2 separate regions of the Homo sapiens genome follow, and region 1 is linked to region 2. Evidence: read pairs that join two places in POLR2A ChIA-PET (ENCODE). Cell type or tissue: PC-9. All regions are shown on one strand. Links, peaks and the distances in the headings refer to the core of each region. The heading gives the core; the rest is flanking DNA. Region 1 overlaps TMCO4 (transmembrane and coiled-coil domains 4). Region 2 overlaps HTR6 (5-hydroxytryptamine receptor 6).

What was found. Peaks named below come from ENCODE experiments on the same cell type or tissue, not always from the same donor. Only the 100,000 strongest peaks of a DNase experiment are listed, where the experiment ranks them.
Region 1: POLR2A ChIA-PET joins it to region 2 with 5 read pairs; 3 of 35 experiments call an interaction of 5 or more read pairs at or near these places.

Annotation. Positions count from the first base shown.
Region 1 is chr1:19,756,324-19,760,506 of GRCh38, forward strand. All of the region lies in intron 6 of TMCO4 (transmembrane and coiled-coil domains 4), which reads right to left. Among named protein-coding and RNA genes, the nearest start is that of TMCO4, 42 kb to the right of the region's middle. In PC-9, for the core only: no CTCF peak of the experiment used is centred there; a DNase peak (open chromatin) is centred at 2,168.
Region 2 is chr1:19,671,170-19,675,690 of GRCh38, forward strand. The region is part of intron 1 of HTR6 (5-hydroxytryptamine receptor 6); the gene reads left to right. Among named protein-coding and RNA genes, the nearest start is that of HTR6, 8.6 kb to the left of the region's middle. In PC-9, for the core only: no CTCF peak of the experiment used is centred there; no DNase peak of the experiment used is centred there.

The DNA of each region.
Region 1 (4,183 bases), core at 184-4,183, 85 kb after region 2:
GAAGGAGATGATAAAAATGGATGCCCAAAGACATTGCTGGTGGAAGCATGCACTGGTATAAACTTTCTGGAGGGCAACTGGACAATAAGTATCAACAACTTAAAAAAAAATAATCCCCTTTGCCCCAGGAATTCCATTTCTGGAATTGTAATCTTAAGAAAACAACCGTAAATGCAGATGATATTTAGTAAATAAAGGCAGTATGCTGTATTTATAATATGAAATTGGAAACAACCTGGAGATTTCCAACATCAGGAAATTAGTTGAATAACCCACACCCATCCAGCCGAAAACCAAGGGGCCATAAAAAGTGATTCCTAAGAAAAGTATGTAATAACTTTCAAAAATAAGTTCTTACCCAGAAGAATTTATGGCTAAGATAATTTATGGCTAAGTGGTGGTGCGTGCCTATAATCCCAGCTACTTTGGAAGCTGATGGGGGAGGATCACTTGAGCGCAGGAGCTCGAGATCAGCCTGGGCAACATAGCAAGATCTCATCTCAGTAATTGAAAAAAAGGAATAAAAAAGACACAGTTCTGTTTGCATATTATAAATAAAGAAAAAAGGGAAAATAAATGCTTATATAATGAAACAAAATTTTTAATGCATAGAAGAGTGACTTGATAATACGTCATGGGGTCCCAACTAAGAAACAAAACAAAAAACAAATACCACACAGGAAAAAAAAGTGAAGGAGGTCGGGCGCCTGTAATCCCAGCACTTTGGGACACTGAGGTGGGCAGATCACTTGAAGCCAGGAGTTCGAGACCAGCCTGGCCAACATGGTGAAACTCCATCTCTACTAAAAATACAAAAATTAGCCAGGCGTGGTGGCGGGGGGGGGCGCCTGTAATTTCCAGCAACTTGGGAGGCTGAGGCATGAGCCACTGCACCTGGCTGACAATTCAAATTTAGCATCTTACGGTTCTGAAGGCCGGATATTCTAAAATCACAGTGTTAGCAAGGAGAGAATCTGTTTTCTTGCTTTTCCCAGCCTGCTTTCCTTGGCTTGTGGCCCCTCCCTCCAGTCACTCCAGCCTCTGCTCCCATGGTCACATGTCCTGCTCTGACTTAGATCCTCATGTCTCCCTTTTATGAAGACCTTGTGATTGCATTAGGCCTATCTGGAAAGCCCAGGATAGCTTCCCCATCCCAAGATTCTTAATGTAATCACACCTGCAAAGTCCCTTTTGCCATGTAGGGTAACATATTCACAGTTGCCAGGGATTAGGATGTGAACATCTTTGGGGGCCATTATTCCATCACTTAACCCTTGACCTGGCTCAACCATCACCTCCTCTCTGAACCCTCTCTGCATCACTCCTTCCTTTGGGGGTCTGTGATCGCTTACACAGACCTCTCTCTCAGTATCTTCCCCATTTGATTGTACTCATCATATCTTACTAGACTGTAAGCTTAGTCATCTGTTTTTCCAACTGCTGTACCTACCTGGGGTGTGACAATAAGAACTCAAAAAATGTTTATGCAGTGAATGAACCAATGAATAAACTCTTCCGAATTTTAGGTCAAATTCTTTGTGACTCAAGTACTATGACATGCTTCCAAATTGAATGTTTTTGACAGAGAAAATCACAAGGACCTGGCATTCAGCTACTCCGCACTCACCTTCCCTGTGTGCCCTGGCCCTGTGAAGACACAAGTTGTCTAAAACGCTAATTCCCCAGTCCAGCTGCCTATTAGCATGACCTGAGAAGCTTGCCAAAAATAGGGTTTCCTGAGTTCTGGTATAGGGGACCCTCCTTTCCCTGGCCTCATGTTTCCATGTGAGGGACCATTTACCATGACACAGTCCCTGAAGTCTTGAAGTTTGAGGTTTCGGCTTCTGCAAAAGAAATCAGTTCCTTCCTTGACCCAGGGTCCCCAGAGTGAAACAGGGTCTCTTGGGGCTGCCCTGCTGTCTCCCAGGATGAGGAGCTGTCTACGTGCTGGGGACAGACACCACATGCTGTGGCTTGGGGTTATTAGATTCAGTAAACTTCCATGGAAAAAAGGAGCTCCTTCCTTCCCCCATAGGAGCAAAGACTACTGTGCCCACGTGATAATCGGGTTGTAGAAATCAAGCTTTGGCCATGATGATTAATTGGTGGCAATGATAATTAGTTGCTAATACATACTCCACTGGTCAAGGCTGCAGTGATTCACCTTCCAGCATGCAGGCTGCTGGGTGCATGTGTGATTAACATTCCTGTGGTAATCTCAGGCACGGGGCTTTTGTATCTTAGCCTTGTGTATAGGTCATTTCAAGGACTTGGTGGCAGGGATGCTGGTCTTGGAGCCAGGGTTCGTAGTTTAAGGCATGTTCCTTCTGGAAGCTCTAGGAGCAAATCTCCTCGTCTAGAAGGCAGTAGGGAGGGGCAGAGTCCTGGGCTACCCAGGATATTGGCATTCTCTGGCCCAGGCTCTACTGCCAACTTGCCAGGGGCCAACTTGCTCCTTGAGAGCCTGTCCCAATGAAAGGTGCCCCACAGGCCAGGCGTGGTGGCTCATGCCTGTGCCTGTAATTCCAGCACTTTGGGAGGCCGAGGTGGGCCAATCACTTGAGGTCAGGAGTTCAAGACCAGCATGGCCAACATGGTGAAACCCCTTCTCTACTACAAAATACAAAAATTAGCCAGGTATGGTGGCACACGTTTGTAATCCCAGCTACTCGGGAGGCTAAGGCAGGAGAATTGCTTGAACCTGGGAGGCAGAGGTTGTAGTGAGCCAAGATCATGCCACTGCACTCCAGCCTGGGCAACAGAGAGAGACTCGGTCTCAAAAAAAAAAAAAAAAAAAAAAAAAAAAGTGCTCCATCCACCCTGGGGCTCAGACCACAAGCCTGGGCATTGCTCTTAGTTCTTGTTTCCCTGTCCCGACATGTAACCCAACAGCTGATGCTGACAGCTGCACCTGCAAAACATATCCTGGGTTTGACCACTTCACTCCTTCTCCACTGCCACCGCCACAGCCACAGCCCTCGCTCTCCAACCACCAGCCGCCTCACTGCTCTCATCTTTCACTCTTGCCTCTGCACTCCATTTGCCAAACAGCAGCCACTGAGCTTCTTTAAAATCATCAATCCGGTCATGTTCTCTCCCTGGCTTAGAGCTCTCTGACAGCTCCCCAGTGCACTTAGAATAAAGTCCACATTTCTTTCCATGGTCTGCAAGACTGCACATTATCCAGCCCCTTCCTGCCATCCTCTCCGACCTCACCTTCTACCCGGCCCTGCTTCAGGCACCAGCAGCTCAAGAAGCCAAGCTCACGGCTGCCTCGGGGCCTTTGCACTCGCTGTTCTTGATATCTGGGAAGTTCCTGCCCCAGATCTCTGCTCAGCTGCCCTTTCCCATCAGTCAGGTCTCCACTTAAATATCACTTCCTTAGAGAAGCCAGCGGCTCCTGAATCAGAACAGCTCAGCCCCCAGTCACCCCATCTCCATTACCCCATTTCCCTGTATAGGTTTATTGTCTGGCTTTCCCCATTGGAATGTCTGTCCCACAAGGGCAGCGACATTTACTTTGTTCCTTGCTGTTCTCCCAGTGCTTGGGACAATGCCTGGCAGTTAGTAGGTGCATAGTTAAGATGTGTTGAGTCATGAGCTGACCAAAGTTCTCTCTTGCCTGCCAGGGTTCTGTGCTGTGGCCACCTGCCCCAAGCAGCACAAAAGACCTTTCTCTGCCTCCCACCTCCACTGAGACTCCCTCTCCCTCTCTAGTACCCTCCAAGTCCTGCTCCCCCAGGGGACTAGGGGAGAGTGGATTAATGGGTTAAGGCCTCTCTCCTCCTCTCAGTGGGGTCTTCTCTTACAGTGGTGAATTATTCTTAAATGTCATATAGTCTTTTTTTTTTCTTTTTTAAGAGATGGGGATCTTGCTATGTTGCCCAGGCTGGTCTCAAACTCCTAGCCTCAAGCAATCCTCCCACCTTGGCCTCCCAAGTAGCTGGGACTACAGGCACATGCCACAAATATCAGAGGCTTGACTATGCCTGGAACACTCAGTTCCTTCCTCAAATGTCACCTTCTTGGAGAAGCCCTCCCTGACCCAGTCCACTCCTTCCTAGTCTCTTACCATGAGTTATTTCTCCGTATCTTTTTCTTTTCTTTTCTTTTTGAGACAGGGTCTCACTGTCACCCAGGATGGAGTGCAGTGGTATGATCTTGGCTCACTGCAGCCTCAACC
Region 2 (4,521 bases), core at 252-4,251:
AAATCTATTATTCACTGTGTATGTTTGAAGATGAAAGCAAAGCACTCACACCAAGCCCTAAAGTGAAAGGCTGGAGGGGTCTTCATGGGTTGGTTAGGCCAGCGCCTTACTTCTAAGGCAGAGTGACTCAGGGGCCTCTCAAGCCAGAAATGTGTCTGTTCTAATCCCCCCGCTTTCTGGAAAGCCCATTCTCTTGGTTTGAACGTGACGTGTGCAAATTCTGCCTCTGTTCCTGCTTTCAAATCCACTCGGCTCCTTAAGTAAGCCTCCTGCAGGCCGTTTTCCTGATTGCCTGGTGAACGGCCTGCACTTTGGGAAAATGCATCTGAGAAATTGCATTGGCCCTCCTGGGTCACCGCCTCTTTCTTCCCACCAGAGCTGGCCTGGAGGTGGAGGCCCCCTCAATGTTTGGACCTAAAGGAAGTGATGAGAATGAATCAGATGTGGGTGTCTTGGACCCCTTCCCTTTTCCTGTGCCCAGCCCCACTTAGCCTTGGCTTCCTGCCCCATTCCACTCTCTAGCTTCCCTGCAGAGGGAAAGGAGCTGGGCATAGGTCTCGAGGCCCCAGTTCCTCTGGGGTCAGAACATGGGAGCTGGTCAGCCTTGAGCATTTCATCCCCTCTCCATATGTCTATTTATGGAAATGGGCTTTTAAAAGGCCACTGGTTGGCTTAGTGATTTCCACTAGGTCTTCCCACCACCTCAGGGCTGGGAGGAAGGGGTCCTGCTTAGCACTGTGGCTGGGAGTGTGGGCTGGGGATGGAGGAAGAGCCGTGGGGCAGAGTGAGGAGCTACCAGGGCAGGGGAGTGTGTGTGTTGGGAGCAGGGTGGAAGGTGGGGGCCTGGATGTGGGTGGCACTGAGCCATCCTTGGGAGATTGTGGAGGGTCCAGGGTGTTAGGGGCAGTTTCAGAGATGCAGCATGGGCCACTGGCTTGAGGGAGAGCCCAGCAGGAGAGGCCCAGCCTCCTCCTCTTCCTGGCAGGATTTCTGGGTCTCTGTGGTCCATAACCTCATCCCATCTCTACACCTCACCTTCCTCCCCACTCCCATCCATCCTTCTCTCCTTCAGTTCCCATGTCTTCCTTCTGTGTGCCCCGTCTTCCCCTCCCCCTTCTCCTGTCCCATCAATTTCTCCCGCTTTTCCTCCTCCCCCTCCTTTTTTCACCCTCTCTCACCCAACTAAGCGTCATTCTGTCTTAGTGATCCATCTTCCCTTCCATCTCTGTCTTTCCTCCTCCTCAGAGGAGGAGGCTGTGATCACAGAAATATCTGTGAGGGGGAGGAGGGGGCCGAGCCAGGGAGAGGCTGGCAGAGTGACACTGCCGAGCATGGCAGGCTTGGCTGCTGCTCAGAGCCAGGCAGCCTGGTGCAGCCAGGGCTGGAGCAGGAGCTTGGGGGTCTGGCTGGTTAGGGTTCAAGCCCTGCCTCTTTTGCCTCATAGCTGGACGATCTTGGGCAAGGCATTTTACCTCCTTATGCTCCAGGGGTCATGACATCTATCACACAAGTCTGTTTGAAGAGTCAATTAGATAATATACATAAAATACCAGGCACATAGTAAGTGCTCAACAAATTTCAGCTAGGCAGTGACTCACAACTGTAATCCCAACACTTTGGGAGGCCAAGGCAGGAGGATTCTTTGAAGCTAGGAGTTCGAGACCAGCCTGGGCAACATAGCGAGCTCCTGTCTCTAAAAATATATATAAAAAATTAGCCAGGCCTGGTGGCACATACCTTTAGTTACAGCTATTCGAAGAGGCTGAGGTGAGAGGATTGCTTGAGCCCAGGCAACAGAGCAAGACCCCATCTTTAAAACAACAACAATAGTTGTTCGTGCCTCTCTTTTCCTGTTGTTGGTAAAATATGTTTCTGGGGAGCTCACCACCTTGACCCTTTCTAGGGAAAAACATCACTGCTGTCACCAGCACCATCACCATCATTATCAAACAGCTGAGCCAGAGACTAATAATAATGACAACAATAGCTAACACTTCTATGGGACTTCCTATGTGCTGGCACTGTTCTAACTTTCAGTGTATTATTTTATTTTATCCTTATTATAATCCTATGAGGTAGATGCTATTTTAGTGCCATTTTACAGAACAGAAAGTGGAAGCATAGATGAAGTAACTTGCTTAAGGTCACTCCACTAGTTTGTAACAGAGCCAGGATTTGAAACCAGGCAGTCTGGCTCCAGAGTCTGTCTTGTAACTCTCACACTATGATCAGATGATGGTAACAAAATTTAATTGTGGGCTGGGCGTGGTGGCTCACGCCTGTAATCCCAGCACTTTGGGAGGCCGAGGTGGGTGGATCACCTGAGATCGGGAGTTTGAGACTAACATGGAGAAACCCCATCTCTACTAAGGTACAAAATTAGATGGGCATGGTGGTGCACACCTGTAGTCCCAGCTACTTGGGAGGCTGAGGCAGGAGAATCGCTTGAACCCGGGAGGCAGAGGTTGTGGTGAGCCGAGATCGCGCCATTGCACTCCAGCCTGGGCAACAAGAGCGAGACTTCGTCTCAAAAAATAAATAAATAAATAAATAAAATTAATTGCACAAAGGAATACATAAATACACTTTAAAAATTCAACAATAGGGATGAAGGAAAAGACCTCCAAATTCCAGCTAATCACCTTTCACTCCCAGGGACATGCATCAATTTAGGATATGTCCTTCTAGGTCTTTTTTTTTTTTTTTTTTTCTGTTAGGACAGAGTGTCACTCTGTCACCCAGGCTGGAGTGCAGTGGTACAACCACGGCTCACTGCAGCCTTGACCTCTTCTGACTCAGGTGATCCTCCCACGTCAACCTCCGGAGTAGCTGGGGCTACAGACGCACATCACCATGCCTGGCTAATTTTTGTATTTTTTGTAGAGATGGGGTTTCACCATGCTGCCCAGGCTGGTCTTGAACTCCTGGACTCAAGCAATCCACCTGCCTCGGCCTCCCAAAGTGCTGGGATTACAGGTGTGAGCCACTGCACCTAGCCCTTCCGGGTCATTTTCTATGTGCTTATGTATTTATACAGGTACTTAAAGAAACTTGGTGCTTTGTGTTGGATATTGTTTTTTAAACAAATAGGATCATGCTGTATCTATTACTTTGCAACCTGCTATTATAATTTAATAATCATGGAGATCTTTTCATTTGATTGATTCATTCTTTTAAAACATCTGTGTAGTATTCTGTAGTGGGAATTCACCGTGGTTTATTTAAGCCACTCTTCTCTTTTTTTTTTTTTTTTTTGAGACAAACTCTCACTCTGTCACCCAGGCTGGAGTGTGGTGGTGTGATCTCGGCTCACTGCAGCCTCCACCTCCTGGGTTCAAGTGATTCTCCTGCCTCAGCCTCCTGAGTAGTGGGACTACAGGCATGCACCACCACACCTGGCTAATTTTTTTATTTTTAGCAGAGACAGGGTTTTGCCATGTTGGCCAGGCTGGTCTCGAACTACTGACCTCAAGTGATCTGCCCACCTTGGCCTCCCAAAGGGCTGAGATTATAGGCGTGAGCCACTGTGCCCAGCCTAAACCACTCTTCTTTTGATGGACATTAAGGCTGTTTCCAATTTTTTCCTATCACAAGTAGTGCTGTGGGACACATTCTTGGATATGTGAAGCGTGCAGACATGAATGTAGGTGTTGGCTGGAAGCTGTATGTGTGATTGTTGGCTGGAAGGGCCCTGGATTGTCCTTCAGGAAGCTGCCCTCTGACACTGATACAGAAGGGAGATGCAAACGACAGGACATGGCCCCAAGGGGCTGCGAGGTGCTTATGGGGGAGAGAGAATCCAGAAGGGTGATGCCAGCATCAGCCAGATGCCGGGGTGTGGACTAGTGACAGCCATTGGCTTCTGCTCCATGAGGGCCTCTTGCTGACAGTGGTGGGGTTTCTGTAACCCCACCTGACTGGGCCCATGGATGCCGTCTCCAAAGGTGGAAGCAGCTTGGTGAAGTGGGCAGAGTGGTGTTCCTGAGGCCAGAAATGATGGAATCCCTAACTCAACTCTTAACTGCTGTGTGACTTCTGGCAAGTCATTTTGCCTCTCCGAGCCTCAGTTGTCTCATCTGCAAAATGGGGATGACAATGCCTACCTCTCATAAAGACTGAATGACCTAATGACTATCAAATGCTGATGTGTAGTAAGTGCTCGAGAAATGGGGATGATAATGCTGATTTGTTCAGGGCCACTCAGGTTTTGGTTGGAGGCCTTGTACTGGAACAGTGTGACCTTGGGAAGGGTAGAGTGTCCTCTACCCTTTCTGAGCCTCAGTTTCCTTCTCTCTTTCCTCTTCCCTGTGTTCTTGAGTCAACTCTCTGGAAAGCAGAGGAGAAAGAAAAACCTGGAGTTGTTCCCAGGGAGACTAGAAAGGGAATCTCAGTTCATCTTCACCCCATTCTCTGGAGCTCCTTCCCCCAATGATTGACCTGAGATATTCCCCCTAGTGCCTCAGTTTCCCCCATGCCCTAGAGCTGTGATAAGATCAGGGCTACCTCCTCTCCCCTGCCCTC